Regions from separate parts of the Homo sapiens genome. Here region 1 is linked to region 2. The links are chromatin loops, found by intact Hi-C in ENCODE. Cell type or tissue: endothelial cell of umbilical vein. All regions are shown on one strand. Each heading gives the region's core, and the rest is flanking DNA. Links, peaks and the distances in the headings are about the cores only.

The links. Hi-C counts contacts between places; a loop is a spot of excess contacts. Peaks named below come from ENCODE experiments on the same cell type or tissue, not always from the same donor. Only the 100,000 strongest peaks of a DNase experiment are listed, where the experiment ranks them.
Region 1: it touches region 2 in a loop (1.9-fold over the local background); 4 of 110 quality-filtered maps call a loop at or near these places.

What each region holds. Positions count from the first base shown.
Region 1 is chr2:212,130,933-212,139,283 of GRCh38, forward strand. The region is part of intron 1 of ERBB4 (erb-b2 receptor tyrosine kinase 4); the gene reads right to left. Among named protein-coding and RNA genes, the nearest start is that of MIR548F2, 290 kb to the right of the region's middle. In endothelial cell of umbilical vein, for the core only: no CTCF peak of the experiment used is centred there; a DNase peak (open chromatin) is centred at 4,969.
Region 2 is chr2:211,875,542-211,883,892 of GRCh38, forward strand. The region is part of intron 3 of ERBB4 (erb-b2 receptor tyrosine kinase 4); the gene reads right to left. Among named protein-coding and RNA genes, the nearest start is that of MIR548F2, 550 kb to the right of the region's middle. In endothelial cell of umbilical vein, for the core only: a CTCF peak has its summit at 3,975; DNase peaks (open chromatin) are centred at 1,730 and 3,970.

The DNA.
Region 1 (8,351 bases), core at 284-8,283, 260 kb after region 2:
CACCAATAAGTACTTTCCTTTTCAGAAATGTTAATAAATGCACCTTGGATTTATGCATATTGTTGGGCATTAAAAAATCTAGCATTGCAGTAAACATCAAAATACAAAATATTGAAGACCACAGAAGAAGCAATAACTATTTCCAGTGACTATTAATGAATGCTATTATAGTTATGCAGAGATGGCAAGTTTTGTTATCTCTATGTTCAAAATACATCCCCAAATGGGTCCAAACTTGTCACTTCCACTGCTATAGTCATTTAATCCAAAACACTGCTATCCCTTCCCTGGACTTACACAGCGGCCTCCTAACTAATGTCCAGGATTTCCTATTTGCCCCATTAATTAATTCGCAACCCAGAGAACAGAATAATATTTTTAAAAATATAAATCATTCATGTCACTAAAAACACCCTTTGGCATCTCATTAAACTTACTGCAAAATCCAAACTCTTTAGCTTGTAAGAATCTGTAGTCATCTTTTCTCAAATGTCATTCTTTCAGAAAAGCCTTCTCTGACCACCTTATTTAAATAAGTACCGGGTTTCCAAACATTGTGCTCTACCAGGAGACACAACAGTTATTCCATTGAATTGGAAGTGACTGCCGTGCAGCCACTTTGGGCTCCTCATTCCTTTGAATCAACAGGCAAAGAAAGGAATTGCTAAGCTGGCTGGGATAATTGATCCTGACCACTAAGGATAGTAGCAGATTCTATCAATATTACTACTCCACAATGGAGGTAATAAGGAAGAGTATGTCTCTAATACAGGACATTCCTGTGGGCGTCTCTTAGTATTACCATGCCCAGTGATGAAATTCAATGGAAAACTACAACCACCCAATCAAAGCAGGACTAGTACGGTCCAGTGCATTTTGCAATGAATGTTTGTGTCACCTCAACAGGTAAAGAACCATAACCAACTGAGGTGCTTGCTGAAGGCAAAGGGAGTATGAAATGGGTAGTAGAGAAAGGTAGTTATAAATACCAGCTATGATCATGTGACCATTGACAGAAATGGGTACTGTAATTGCCATAAGTATTTATTCCTTATTATGTTATGAATACATTTTGTGTGTGGGTGTGTCTGTTTCTTTTCCTCTCTTATTTCCTTATCATGAAACATAAGATGTATTACTTTATGTCATAATATTTAAGTATTCTTAATTTTACACAATAGTATTTAAGTTATAGGATATCAAGGAGAAAAGCAAACATCAAAAAAGACTTCACTTTTTCTTCTGGGGACAAAGTGCATTTTTGGTTATAGGCATAATAGTTGTACCATGTTAGATGAAATCATTTACCTTTTATTGTCTTTAATTGGAGATTAAGTACAGATTAAGGAGATGCATATGGGTGCTATGCTGACAAGGGATGGGCCTGTGATGGTTAATTTTATATGTCACTTGATTGGGCCACAGCATGCCCAGAATGCTGGCTAAACATTATTTCTGAGTGTATCCATAAGGGCGTTTTCACAAAAGACTACCATTGAATTGGTATACTGAGTAGAGCACATGGCTCTCCCCAGTGTGGGTGAGTATTATCCAATCTGTTGCAGTGCAGGCACGGATAGAATAAAAAGGCAGAGGAAAATGGAATTTTCTCTCTGCCTGACTGCTTGAACTGTGACATAGATCTCCAGCCCTTGGCACTTTAGGTTCTTAAGTCTTCATATCCAAACTGGAATCTATACCATTGCCACTCTAACTCTCAGGCCTTTAAACTACACCACTAGCTTTTTTGGGTCTCTAGCTTGCAGATGGCAGATTGTGAGACTTCTCAGCCTCCATAATTGTGTGAGCCAAGACTATATAGTACATTTTAAATAAATCTCTATGTGTGTGTGCGCGCTATATATAGCATATATGTGTGTGTGTATATATACTTGTATATATATGCTATCTGTGCATTCCATGGCCCAGACAAATTGACATAGAAAATTAACTATCATAAGCCCATCCCTTGTTAACGTGGCACACATACACAACTTCTTAATCTGTACTTAATCTCCAAATAAAGAAAATAACAGGTCATACTTCCACCTAACATGATACAACTATTGTATCTACAACCCAAAATGCACTAACTCCTTCCTTGGGAGAGAAGGTAAAGTCCTTTCTTCATGTTTGCTCTTTTTGATATCCTGTAACTTAAAATTTTTTGGTTCTGTTTCTCTGGGGAACCCTGAGAAACACATTTATGTTTATTCATTCTCCACACAGAGGCCAGAATGTTTTTTTCAAAAATGTAAATTGTTCATGTCACTCCCCTACTGAGAACAACCCTTGGCTTCTAATTGCACTGACTATAAAATCCAAAGTTCTTATAGCCTATAAGAACTTGTATTTAAGTATTTGCTCAAATGTCACCTTTTCAAAACAGCCTTTTCTGACCACCTTATCTAAAATAGACATCAGGTTCCCATACATTGTGTTCTGCTTTCTTTTCATTTTGGTGTTTTTTTTTTGTTTTGTTTTGTTTTTGTTTTTTTTTTTGCTATGTGAATTTACATTATACATCTGCAAGTTTACCTTTTTATGATATGTCTCCACATTAGAATGCAAGCCTCATAAGAGAGGCCTTTGCTCAGCACCTCGGAAAGCAGGCATATAGCAGATGTTCAGTAAACATCAGTAAACAGGCATAGCTGTTCAGTAAACATTTGTTAAATAAATATATGGACTTCAGAGTCACTGAGAACTAGAATGAAAAAAAAAAAAGGTAAAGAATATACATAAAGGAAGGCCAGGTGTGGTGGCTCACGCCTGAAATCCCAACATTTTTGGAGACTGAGGCCAGAGGATTGCTTCAGGTCAGGATACCAGCCTAGGTAACAAAGTGGGACCCTTTCCCTACAAAACCTTTTTAAAAATTAAGAAAATAAAAATAAAAGAGAACTAGAATGGAGCCAGAATCAAACACTGGTTCCTCCATTTTTAAAAGCTGAATGAACTTGAGCAAATCACTTCATCACTTTGAGTCTTGGTTTCCCTGTCTACAAAGTAAGGTTTTATGCTGAGTGTTCTTCATAAATCCAGCTTAACTGTTATGAGCACAACATTTCTAGGATAATTTTTTTCAATTGATGGGTAATAGTCATTCCTATCTTTTTTCTAACCCTCATGGAAATGCTTCCCTTAACTCAGCATACATTTCATCATGTTATATATTCTAGAATTCTACTTTAAAACTAGGGTTTTTATTTCAGACTTGAATATTGCAATTTATCATATGCTTTTGCAGTTTTGAGAAGTTTTTTTTTAATCTTATTAGGGTAAATTATTGATAAATTGCAATTATTAAACCATCCTTACATTCTTGAATGAATCATATACAATGATCATACATTACTCTATTAGTATAATTCTGGATTTTATTGCTCTTATTCATTTGTACTGGTATCTTTTAATATAAAAAATTTGTATCAATGTTTTAAAATATCTTTATCAGATGTGATTAGGGCCAAAAGAGTTTAAAAATTGAAATGAATTTATATTTCAGAAATTTCATATTCTACATAATTAAATGTATTAAAGAAAAAACTATTAGCAAAATAGGAAATGTGTTTCATAATTTTCATTACATAAAACTAGACATAAAATATTTTTCAGTGTAAAAATTGGTATCCTTTTAAAAAAAATCCTATTATGTATTATCTGAATCTTTATCTTCTACCACTGTTTTATTGATTCCCAAAGTGATAAAACGTAGACTGCTGAAATTAACTAAACACTTTCTTTTTTTTTTTTTTTTTTTTTTTTTGAGATGGAGTCTGGCTCTGTCGCCCAGACTGGAGTGCAGAGGTGCAATCTCGGCTCACTGCAAGCTCTGCCTCCCGGGTTCATGCCATTCTCCTGCCTCAGCCTCCCCAGGAGCTGGGACTACAGGCGCCCGCCACCATGCCTGGCTAATTTTTTTTGTATTTTTAGTAGGGATGGGGGTTTCACCGTGTCAGCTAGGATGGTCTCGATCTCCTGACCTCGTGATCCGCCTGCCTCGGCCTCCCAAAGTGCTGGGATTATAGGCGTGAGCCACCGCGCCTGGCCTACTAAACACTTTCTAAACAATCCTTGAGCCTAATGAAAAGAACTTTTGGCATTGTAGACCTTTACTAATAGATTTGTACCTATGGAAGACATAGGTATTCAATACCACAGACAGATGAAAGATAAATCAATATATTATATATACTCCTATCTGCTGATCTATCTAAAATTGAATTGATCTGTACTTTACCTCTTTTGTTGATTACAATAGTCTTTGAGAGCTCTCAAAATTCTTAAGTGCAGCTACTATATAGTGTGAGGGAAAATAACCTCATAACTGAAAACTAAAAAAACTGATGTACCTCAAAATTATACATGATTGTCTTCTATGAGTAATATGGTTTTTGAGTAGTCTACCTTGATATAGTCTTCCCAATATAAACATTTATCTTTGTAAATTTTTGTACTTTGTATTTCAAAGATGAGCTTGGTAAAATTAAAAAATTGCAAATGATTTTTAATGTATCATATCAAATAACAACTAACTTATAACTGCATATATATATATTCTGTCTTTATTGTTTCCCTGTCTTCAAATATTTTTTCTTAATTTTTATTTCATAACATTTCTATGTTGAAAATAGGAAAAACAGAAAGGCTTTACAGATTTAGAAATTACATTTCTGTCATCTATACATACTTGGATGAAATAATAAGATCACAGAAATACAATTGTCAGAAATGTAATATTCCCTTTACCACATTTTGTCACTATTCTCTGCCTGCCCTCTTTATCCCTCCCTCATACAAAGTCCTTCTTATTTACTTTGTAGTATTTCATTTCCTGTGAAAGTGCTAGGTCCTTAACTTTAATGTAGGCACTGGACTTGACAAGCAATTAAAACAAACAATTTCCACTCATCAAGGCTTGCCAAATTAGTCATCTGCCATCTGCCCCATCATCTGGCTCTCCTTGAGGTCTTGCTGTGAATCTGGATGCACTTTCACAGATTAAGAGGGACAGTGCAAACCTCCAAGCTGGTAAAATGCCAGTGGGAGCTAAGTATGTAAACATTAGCAAACATCTTTCTTCTCTAGATTATCATGCCTTCAACCATCCCCTCGTGTCTAATAAAAACCAGCCTGATTGTGATGCCTTATCACTGTGAGACCTTTGCCATTCACTGTAATTAAAGCGGCAGTGTGTGGGATATTTTTCCTGTTAGGAGAATTTACAAGAAGGAATTAGACTAGATGTTCCTAATATGATACTATACTCACATATCAAGGTGGATTTCTTAAGCATTGATAAAGATGTGCACATTAAGAAATGGACTATGGCCTTTCTCTTGCATTGGTTTCAGAGTGAGACTTCCTTTTTCATTCCTTTCATCAGCTAATGTTTACTTGACTAATAATATGCAATAGGCACTATCTAGGGTAAATGTTCAATCAGCTTACACTAGAAACGGGAAAAAATGAGAAATAGCAAGAGTGAAACATTGTACTATTGTCACCCCATGCTTGTTTATAAGGTCTCTCTTCCTTCAAAGCATTCTCCAACCCAGGGCTACTCTTGGGCAATAGGTACCTTCATGCAAATGCACTAGGGTGGCACTCTTTTAAGTGAAACAAACTCCATGAGGGGCACATGACCTGGACATCACAATATACACTGCATTTTATCCCCATCTGTTCCCTAGTACATGAGTATGCTTGCAGTGGTGAGCTTGCATAATTGTAAACAGAAGCTCTGGTTCACTCCACTGTTCCAAGTTATCTGTCCAAACTTGCTCATTCAGGGTAAAGTTGTGTCTAATTTAACGACCCTTTTAAAATTAAAAGAAAAGTCTGTGAATGTTAGACTTGGGGTGAGAAGAAGGGGTGTGGCAAACAACATTTTTGACTGACAGTCTTTACTGTTATCTTCAGATGATTTACATATAAAGCCTAATCCAAGATCACCTTCTAACAAGTTTTCGGGGATGTTTTAAAACCCAATTCATAGTCACATTATTCTCTTGGATAAAAAACAAAAAGCACCCACCTGATACTAATATAGACTAGATTATAAAATATATTATTATAATTTATTTTAAATTGTTTTCCTGTGCCCAAACTCTATTATTCTAGAAACTAGATTCTATAATCTCCAGTGGGTTGGTCTCTCTAAAACATTTAGATGAGTAGTGGGTTGTTATTTTTACAAGATAATCATACTTACAAGTACAGTCACAATCAACTTTCCTTTTTTTAACTTTTATTTTAAGTTCCAGGGCACACATGCAGGTTTTTTACATTGGTAAACTTGTGTCATGGGGGTTTGTTGTACAGATTATTTCATCATCCAGGTATTAAGCTTAGTACACATTAGTTATTTTTTCTGATCCTCTCTCTCCTCCCACTCTCACCCACCAATAGGCCCCAGTGTGTACTGTTCCCCTCTGTGTGTCCATGTGTTCTCATCATTTTGCTCCCACTTATAAGTGAGAACATGCAGTACTTGGTTTGCTGTTCCTGTGTTAGTATGCTAGGGATAACGGTCTCCAGCTTCATCCATGTCTCTGCCAAGGACATAATCTTGTTCTTTTTTGTAGCTGCATAGTATTCCATGGTGTATATGTACATTTTCTTTATGCAGTCTATTATTAATGGGCATTTAGGTTGATTCCATGTATTTGCTATTGTGAACAATACTGCAGTGAACATACACGTGCATGTGTCTTTATAACAGAATGATTTATATTCCTCTGGGCATATACCCAGTAATGCGATTGCTGGATTAAATGGTATTTCTGTTTTAGGTCTTTAAGGAATCAACACACTGTCTTCCAAAATGGTTAAACAAATTTATACTCCCACCAACAGTGTATAAGCACTCCTCCTGCTGAGCACCAAAAGAAACTATCAACAGAGTAAACAACACACTTTCAAGTACTAACTGTAATTGGGTGTTTGATAAGGAGACAGCCACCACTAGAGAAATATCTGTCATTCGTTTATTCGTTCTGTCACGTATTTATTCAATAAATGGTTACTGGAAAACAATACATGGTGCTCTGGGTTATCTGTAAAAGGAATAATAAATACAATCTATGTCACAGATTTATAACATTTTACATTCTAAGATAAATCCTCTGTAGAATTTTTAGAAATAATAATAGTATACAAATTTAGTTAAGCTGCTAATAAATATGAATAATTTTATCTGACTTTGATTCACTGCTACTGAATAAGACCCACAATCAAAGTCAAAGTTCATTTTACCCACAATAACATATAAAACAGAGCCCTTCTCGCCTACCACACATACGAAATATACATCGTTTTGTATAAAAGTTAGACATCACTTGTGAGAAGAAATTTCCTGGGCATAACAGTAGTCAATGATGTTACCGATCTACTCAGCAGCATCTACAATGGAAGAAATATCATACCTTATGCTGTGGTGTGGATGTTTGCCCCCTCCAAAACAGATTGAAACTTAATCCCCAATGGAGCAGTATCAAGAGTCTGTTAAAAATTCAGCCTGGCATTCTGTAGCCTTCTTGCCATGTGATACCCTCTGCTGCCTCAGGACCCTTCAGACAGTCTCTACCAAGCAGACCCTCACCAGATGCAGCTCCCCATTCTTGAACTTTCTAGCCTCCAGAATTATAAAAAAACACAATTCTTTTCTTTATAAATTACCCAGTCTCAGGCATTCAGTTATAGCAACAGAAAAAGGAGTAGGATACCTTAACAAATGTTTTATTCAGTTAGCCAGGTTAGTGTATATCTTTTAGTATATATTTAACTAGGTCCTCATTCACTTGTCTAAAAGGATAAGGAAAAATTGCTCTGACACAGACCGGATACACACATTATTGAAAACTATTCCATTTCAGGCTGATTTTCAATTAAGTCCCCATTCTAAATTACTTAATAACGATATGATTGAACATGTCATGGGTATTGTTTTTAGTCTTTTTTCATTTTATTTAATTCAGAAATTTGATATTATAGTTAATAGCTAATATTACTACCAAGTTCCCTACTCACTTCACACTCCTATGGGTAAGTAAATGGGACTTCAGAGATCACATGGATAGTTACTTAATTTGGAGTGTTTTCCCATAAAGTTTCACTAATCTTTGGACTTAAAAATCTGATATCCTATTCGTGGGCTTTATTATAATAGAGTAGCATGTTATAATACAAAATCTATGATAAGATATTGAAAGTAAAAGTCCAACCTTTTAATGGAATTCACATCATTCACTATGACACACAAAGAAGAGCCAAGGTGACATTTAGCAAATTTTGTAAGTATTAGAGATGAACTCAGAAATGTCTTCTACATTTAAGAGCAATATTTA
Region 2 (8,351 bases), core at 213-8,212:
AAGATTTTAATGGATCTGAAAAATGTTTAGTGTCTAGTGATGTCATAGCTGTAGCAATGTTGCAGCACAATTATTATATTTTTAAAATAAGTTTAGTGTAGCCTAAGTGCAGTGTTTATAAAGTATACAGTAGTGCAATGTCACAGGCCTTCACATTGACTCATCATTTACTCATTTTCTTATCCAGAACAACCACCAGTCCAGCAAACTCCATTCATGGAAGGTGTCCTACACAAGTGTAGCATTTTTAATATTTTATACCATATTTTCTACTGTACCTTTTCTATGTTCAGATACACACATACATTTTGTTACAATTGCTTACAGTATTCAGTATGGTAGCATGCTGCACTGGTTTGTAGTAACAGGCTAGACCATATAGCCCAGACGTGTAGGAGGCTATACCATTTAGATTTGTGTAAATACACTCTATGATGTTCACAGGATAATGAAATCACATAACAACACATTCCCCAGAACATGTCCTCACCATTAAGCAACACATGACTGTACTTCTGAAATAAATTTTAAAATAGACAAATACACAGGCACTCAGCAGTCATAAGAAGGCTTTCTCTCTTCACTTACTTCAGTGACACATTCAATTTTTGATCAAGAAAAGTAGTCAAAAAATTAATAGCATCACATTTTGCCAAAATATTGTATACACTTAGAGAATACCAATTTTGCTGATTCTGAGTGTTTCCTTGCACACGTCAGTAGGTATTTTGGATTTATGTGTCAAAGAGACTCTTAATTTTACTCTAACTCTATCTCACAAATGGTTATGCACCTGATCACACCACATCCACTTAAAGAATGGCAAGACAGAGGAAGGAGAAGAATTACACTTTCACCATTATGCGATGTGTATTCATACTGGAGCCTTGTTTATTTCAAAATTTTACCAGATTATATAGAGCAATTAAAGTTTATTCTTTTTAGTTAATATTAATAGATACTTTTCCCTCATGAATGTGTTGTTTTCTGGATAAATCATAGAGACTGTGTGTTCGGTGAGAAAAACCAGTTATAAAAGGGTATATGTAATGATTGGATTCATGTGAAGTTCAAGAACACATAAAATGTGTTTATGTGGATAGAAATTAAATACTATTAATAATTTCTGGCTATTGAGGGGACAGGTATTGACTGGTAAGAGGCATGAGGGAATCTTCTGCAGGCAACGGGAATACTTTGAATGTTTAAATGTATATACATATATAAAAATTAAGCTTTACACTGAAGATCGATCCACTTTCCTTCATATAAATTGTAATCAGTTTTTAAAATGTTTTTTTATCATGCCAAAACAAATATTTTAAAAACCTAAATATTAAACAGTATTAAATGAAAAAATTAACAAAGTTTTATATCTATTTTCTTCTTTCTGGTTTCATTGTTCCCGTTCAAATACTGCTATTCCACATCTTAACTACTGAAAAGCCTACTGAGGCAAAGGCTCATAACTTGTTCTTTCTTCCTTAATTACGGAACCTCTCCTTTCTATATGCATTAGCCTTTCTTTAGCTAAATGTAGTCATAAGTGAATGATTTTGGACAATAAGACGTAAGTGGAGGCAGTGTGTACAACTCTTAGGACGAGTACATTTAAGAAAAGGTATATGTATTTTATCCCTTCTTGCTTCTTGTCAGCTGGCATTATGACGTGGTGGCTGAAGCTCGAGTAGCCTTATTGGACTATGGCAGAATTTATGTGCTGAGGTTGGATGAGCAATTAGACAGAACTGTGGGGTCATAACATTCAGGAAGCCAGATCAGCTCTGAACTCACTACCTCCAGATTATGCTTTTTTTACTTGAGAAAGAAATATATTTTTATTTAAGCCACAGTTAATGTATTGCCTGTTTTGCCATTAATAGCTGAGCCTAATATAAATTGATTTACTTTATATAAACACTGTTTTTCTATCAACTCTTTCTCACTATAATCTATTATTCAAGCATACTTTCGGGGTTTTTCTGAGAACGTATCTGATTATGCCGCCTTCCTCTTTAAAATGTCTTTTTTTTTTTCCATTTCAGGGATATTGCTATTAGTCCAGACATTAAAATATGTTTGCTACTATACAGTCATGTTACAAAATTGAAAAATCTGATTCTGCATTTTTAAATGAAAACAATTTGTATAGGAAATAAATACCTGAATATACTCACCAAAATGTAACTACTTATTATTTTGGGTTTAAGAAATAATAGATAATATTTTTATTTACATTGTATGTCTTCAAATTTACTAAATTTATGTCGGTAACAATGCATCAGGCCAGGCGAGGTGGTTCATGCCTGTAATCCCAGCACTTTGGGAGGCCGAGGCGGGCGGGTCACCTGAGGTCAGGTGTTTGAGACCAGCCTGGCCAACATGGCAAAACCTCGTCTCTACTAAAAATCCAAAAATTAGCGTGGCATGGTGGTGGGTGCCTGTAATCCCAGCTATTCAGGAGGCTGAGGAAGCAGAATATCTTGAACCCAGGAGGCAGAGGTTGCAGTGAGCCTAGATCACGCCACTGCCCTCCGGCCTGAGGAACAGAGCGAGACGCCATCTCAAAACAAACAAACAAACAACAACAAAAAACAATGTATCACCGTAGAAATTAAAACAACTTTTTCTAAACAAATTAAAATCTTCCATCGAAATTTATCTTATAATTTAAAACAGTTCTCATTAGAGTCAGGAATCAGTAAAAAAGTTGCCACTCTCATTATAACCATTTTCCATTGTCCTTTAGGCCTAAACAACTAAAGAAAAAAAATTTAAATAACAAAATAACTTTTTGAAAGAAAGAGATAACTTTGTCATTAGTTGTGGATGATATATTGATATTATGGAAAATACAATAGTATTCATTGAAAAAGTAATAAAAGGTATTTGATTTTAGCATAGTGATGAATTTCATAAAAATATGCTGAAAGCAAAAGCATTCTTTTATCACATCAAAAGTCTAATTGTTAAAATTCCATTAATAATACATGTAGGTATTTACAGTTTTCAGGATAAATATCAAAATAATCAAGAAATAATGAATATTTTAAACATGGCATGGAGAAAATTAGTTATCCACTTTAGGAAAAAAAATTAAGACAAATTAAGTTTTGTTTTTTTTTTTTTCCTTGAGATGGAGTTTCCCTCTTGTTGCCCAGACTGGAGTGCAGTGGCGCAATCTCAGCTCACTGCAACCTCCGCCTCCTGGGTTCAAGTGATTCTCCTGCCTCAGCCTCCCGAGTAGCTGGCATTACAGGCAAATTAAAATTTTAAGTAGAAAAAAACAAAAAACAAAAATTGCATTAGAGAAAAACACAGGATAATTCTATAATTTTTGACTAGAGAAAGTCTTTTAAAATTAGCACAAATGATAATAACAAGAAAGACTAACATTCACTGAGTTCTTAACAGATACTCTCCTAGGTGCTTTTACATGTGTTGATTTATGTGTGTCCTCTAACCCTCTAGGAGAAAGGAGCTAATACATGAAAGGCACACAGACATTAAGTCATGGTTGGTAAATGCTGGGGCTATCTTAACCCAAGCTATCTGGTTGAAGATGCTGCATTCTTATCTACATTCTTTTCCCCTAGAATTCACACAGAAAATCCTAGACAAAAATGACTACTTAATATCACAAATGTCTGCATAAAAAAAAAAGACAACATAAAACAGGTTAGTGAAAACCTGTTTTTCCCAAATCTAGAAAAACATATTTGCAACATTAATGATAGCTAAGAGATTAATAAGATTATGAGCTCATAATTCCATAAGGAAAATTGATGAATACCATATAGAATAACAGGCAAAATATATAAATAGGGAGTTCCCATTGAAAGCAATGAACATTACCAAATAAAATGATGTTTAACCTCATTGATAATCAAATACAAATTTAAATAAATATATCCTATGTCTTCATCTATTACACTAGCAAATGTCAAAATGGTTGTTATTGCCAGTTTGGCCAGGGTGTGGCAACACAGGCACTCTCATGTACTATGTTAGGAGGATAAATTAACAAAACTTTTTGAAAGATAATATAGGATCTGTACCCAAGATTAATGTGTATGAATCTTTCTTGGTGAGACTGCCCTTTTAAGATTTAGCCTAATTAAATAAAAGGGAAAATGTAGCTGACAATGGAACAGTGTAGTAGTCATACTTATAATAGTAAAAAACTAGAAGCTAGTTAAATGTACATCAGAGAGTTTGGTTAAGTGTATTATAGCACATTTACACAAAGAAATATCAATCATACAAAAGGGGAGCATATGATATTATAAGTTCCAATATGTGAAGATAATCTTGGATAATTGGAAAGAGATATATTCTAGGAAGAGAACAAAACATGCACTGTTTTGGGTAAGAGAATGAAGTCTGCATTCCAGAAGTATGAAAGTTATATATTTAAACTCAATATATTATTAATATATATTAACAAAAATAAATATATAAATAAAGCATAATTATTATTTAACATATAGTCTCATAAGTACTAATATGTGAAAATAATTTTCACATATTATTGAAAACTATATGCTATATACTCCTTGGTATGTCCTCATATTTTCTGAAATACAAACTTCCTTCTCTTACCCAAGACAGTGTTTTGTTTTCTTCTGTCTCTAGAATGTACCTCTTTCCAATTCTACCTATCAAACATTCTTTAACAGTAGGTTTTGCTCAAAATGCTACTTACACTACAAAATCCTTGTCTTACGCTAGATCTTCTGTTTTTCCATTCATTAAAAATATCTATTAGGGAATTTACCACTATGTGGTACGCATTATAGTAATGTGTGTATATATCTTCCATCTCTGGGAACCTCCAAATATTTCAATGACAGTGTCTCCTCTATATTTTTATCCTCCTATTATGTCTATCCCTCATGCGCATACACAGTAGATGCCTAATAAATGTTCACACCAAATTGTTTACTTGACTATACATAAGGGGTCTTCAAAAAGTTTGTGAAAAATGTGTATCATGAAAAAAACTATGCACAGATTTCAAAAAACATTTGCACCAAAATAAACCCATACTAACATGTTATAACATGTCTGAACAGGATCTAGTCTGAGGCCCTAGGAACCATTAAGACATCCATTTGAAAACAGCCTGTATCAGAGCAACATGAATCTTGCTAAAATTGAAGCAAAAATACACCTCAAATTTACGGTGAAATCATTGATGCTTTACAAAAAGTTCATGGGGAAAATGTCCCAAAGAAATGAACAGTTTACAAATGAATGTTAAGAATGGACAAGATAATATTGAAGATGAAACCTGCAGTGGCAGACCAACCACATCAATTTTCAAGGAAAATATTCATCTTGTTTGTGCCCTAATTGAAGAGGACCAACAATTTAATGGCACAAGTAATATCCAATGCCACAGACATCTCAATTAGTGGAGCTTACTCAGTTTTGACTGGAAAATTAAAGTTAAGCAAACTTTCCACTCAATGGGTGCCAAGACCATGGCACTCAGATCAGCTGCACACAAGACCAGAGCTTTCCATGGAAATTTTAAACAAATAGGACCAAGAGCCTAAAGAATGTCTTCGAAGCATTTTAAAAAGAAGTGAAACATGGCATTACCGTTACAATCCTAAAAACAAAGCACATAAAAGCAATGGCTACCAAGAAGTAGAAGTGGAAGTGGTCTCGGCCAAAGCAAAAGCAGACTGGTCAAGAGCAAAGGTCATGGTGATACAGGCGGTAGAAATAAATTATTTAGGCAGATAGTGAGGGCAAAAGAGTCATCGGCAGTTTCCCTTTTAACAAAAAGCAGTCCAAGAAATTATTTTTTTGCTAACAAAGAGCAGCCTGAAATACTGAGCCGCAAACATCGATAAGCAAGCTTGAAGCTTGCACGGGGGAATGCTGGCAGCTGCGCCAATAGAGAAGGACTACCTGAGGGCCAGGTATGTCTGCCATGGAAGCTCCATCTTCCCTTTTTTTGTTAGCACATGTATGACAAGAAAGAAATGGGCAACATGGAGCAGCTCAGTCAGAGAACCTGCCTGCATAATAAAAGATTGGGGTGGGGGTCGGGGGGGCTGAGATTTGTGCCCCATGCAAATGACGCAACTGGTCTAACCAGTTTTTCGGACCCTATGTAGATCAGATACCGCCCCTCCACTAGCTCATCTATAAAACCTCTTGCATTTCACCACGAAATCAGCAACTCATTTTTCTGGGACCCCTCTCTGTAGCAGAGAGCTATTCTCCTTCTTTTGTCTATTAAACTTCCACTGTTAAGCTCACTCTTTGTGTGTCTGCGCCCTTGATATTTGTAGCCATGAGACAACGAACCTTGGATATTATCCCAGACAACGAAGCAGCTTCAGTGGCAGTCTTTTTGGGGGGATGCTCAAGGCATTTTATTTCTCGACTTTCTGGAGGACCAAAGAAAGATAACATCGGCTTACTATTAGAGTGTTTCTGAGAAAGTTAACCAAATCTTTAGCAGAAAAATATCCAGAAAACCTTCACGGGAAAGTCCTTCTGCACCACAACAACACCCCTGCTCATTCCCTTTATCAAACAAGGACAATTTTCTGAAAGTTATGATGGGAAATCATTAGGCATCTAGCTTACAATCCTGATTCAGCTCCTTCTCATTTTTACTTGTTTCCTAATCTTAAAAAAAATAATAAAAAAATAAGAGTAGTCATTATTCTCCAGTTAATAATGTGAAAGAGACTGCATTGACATGGTTAAGTTCCCAGGACCCTCGGTTCTTTAGGGCTGGACTAAATGGCTGGTATCATTGTTTATAAATGTGTCTTGGATTTGATGGAGCTTATGCTGAGAATGAAAGTTTACATTTTTTATTTTTATCTTTTAAATCAATTTTCTGATGAACTTTTAAAAGTCCCCTCATATATAGAGATAGCTCAATAGATAAATATAATAAATATAAATATGACTGCTTGTCAATTACTAAAATATGGTTTCTCTATAGTGAGGTTTGTTCTCATTTCTTTGCAAAAATAGATAATAAAATTATTCACATAAAAACACGAGAGGCACAGCAATGTTCTGAATATTTAAATTATTTTGAAATAAATGATACCTTAATGCTAACACAGCAATATTATCATCTTACTAAAAATGTATCATTATTAAAATTTTGTCAAGCTAATAAGGTTGAGAATCTGAAGTTCTTAAAATTGTTTAAGTATAGCCACCTGGCTCCAGGTCAGGCTTATAATTGCTACACTGTGGTACCAGTTCTAACAATTGAAGAGACTGACAGAAGACTTGGAATCAACATCAAGTTAATCTTCATGTAATTTATCTTCACTTCACTCAATCCATATCTATTACCTATCTCCTTGTATCTGTGTTGGGTTCTAATATCTACTGATCAGACACTTTCTACCTTCTCCCTTTACTGGGTATATACCCAAAGGATGATAAATCATGCTGCTATAAAGACACATGCACACGTATGTTTATTGTGGCATTATTCACAATAGCAAAGACCAACTCAGATGTCCAACAATGATAGACCAGATTAAGAAAATGTGGCACATATATACCATGGAATACTATGCAGCCATAAAAAATGCTGAGTTAATGTCCTTTGTAGGGACATGGATGAAGCTGGAAACCATCATTCTCAGCAAACTATCGCAAGGACAAAAAACCAAACACCGCGTGTTCTCACTCCTAGGTGGGAACTGAACAATGAGAACACATAGACACAGGAAGGGGAACATCACACACCGGGCCCTGTTGTGGGGTGGGTGGAGCGGGGAGGGATAGCATTAGGAGATATACCTAATGTAAATGACAAGTTAATGGGTGCAGCACACCAACATGGCACATGTATACATATGTAACAAACCTGCACGTTGTGCACATGTACCCTAAAACTTAAAGTATAATAAAAAATAATAATAATAAAAATAAAATTAAAACAAAATACATTACTCTTGGCCAGTCACGGTGGCTCACACCTGTAATCCCAGCACTTTGGGAGGCCGAGGCGTGAAGATTGCTTGAGGTCAGGAGTTCTAGACCAGCCTGGCCAACACGGTTGGTGAAAGAAACCCTGTCTCCACTAAAAATACAAAAATTATCCTGGCGTTGTCGTGGGCACCTATAATCCCAGGTACTTGGGAGGCAGAGGCTGAGGCAAGAGAATCGCTTGAACCCAGGAGGTGGAGGTTGTAGTGAGGCAAGTTCGTGCCACTGCACTCCAGCCTGGGCGATAGAGCAAGACTCAGTCTCGAAAATAAAAAATAAAATAAAATACGTTACTCTTTGAAAAGTTGGAAGATTTTGAGAAATAATTTCTTTGTGCCTTGTATGCATTATAGAAAAACTCAATG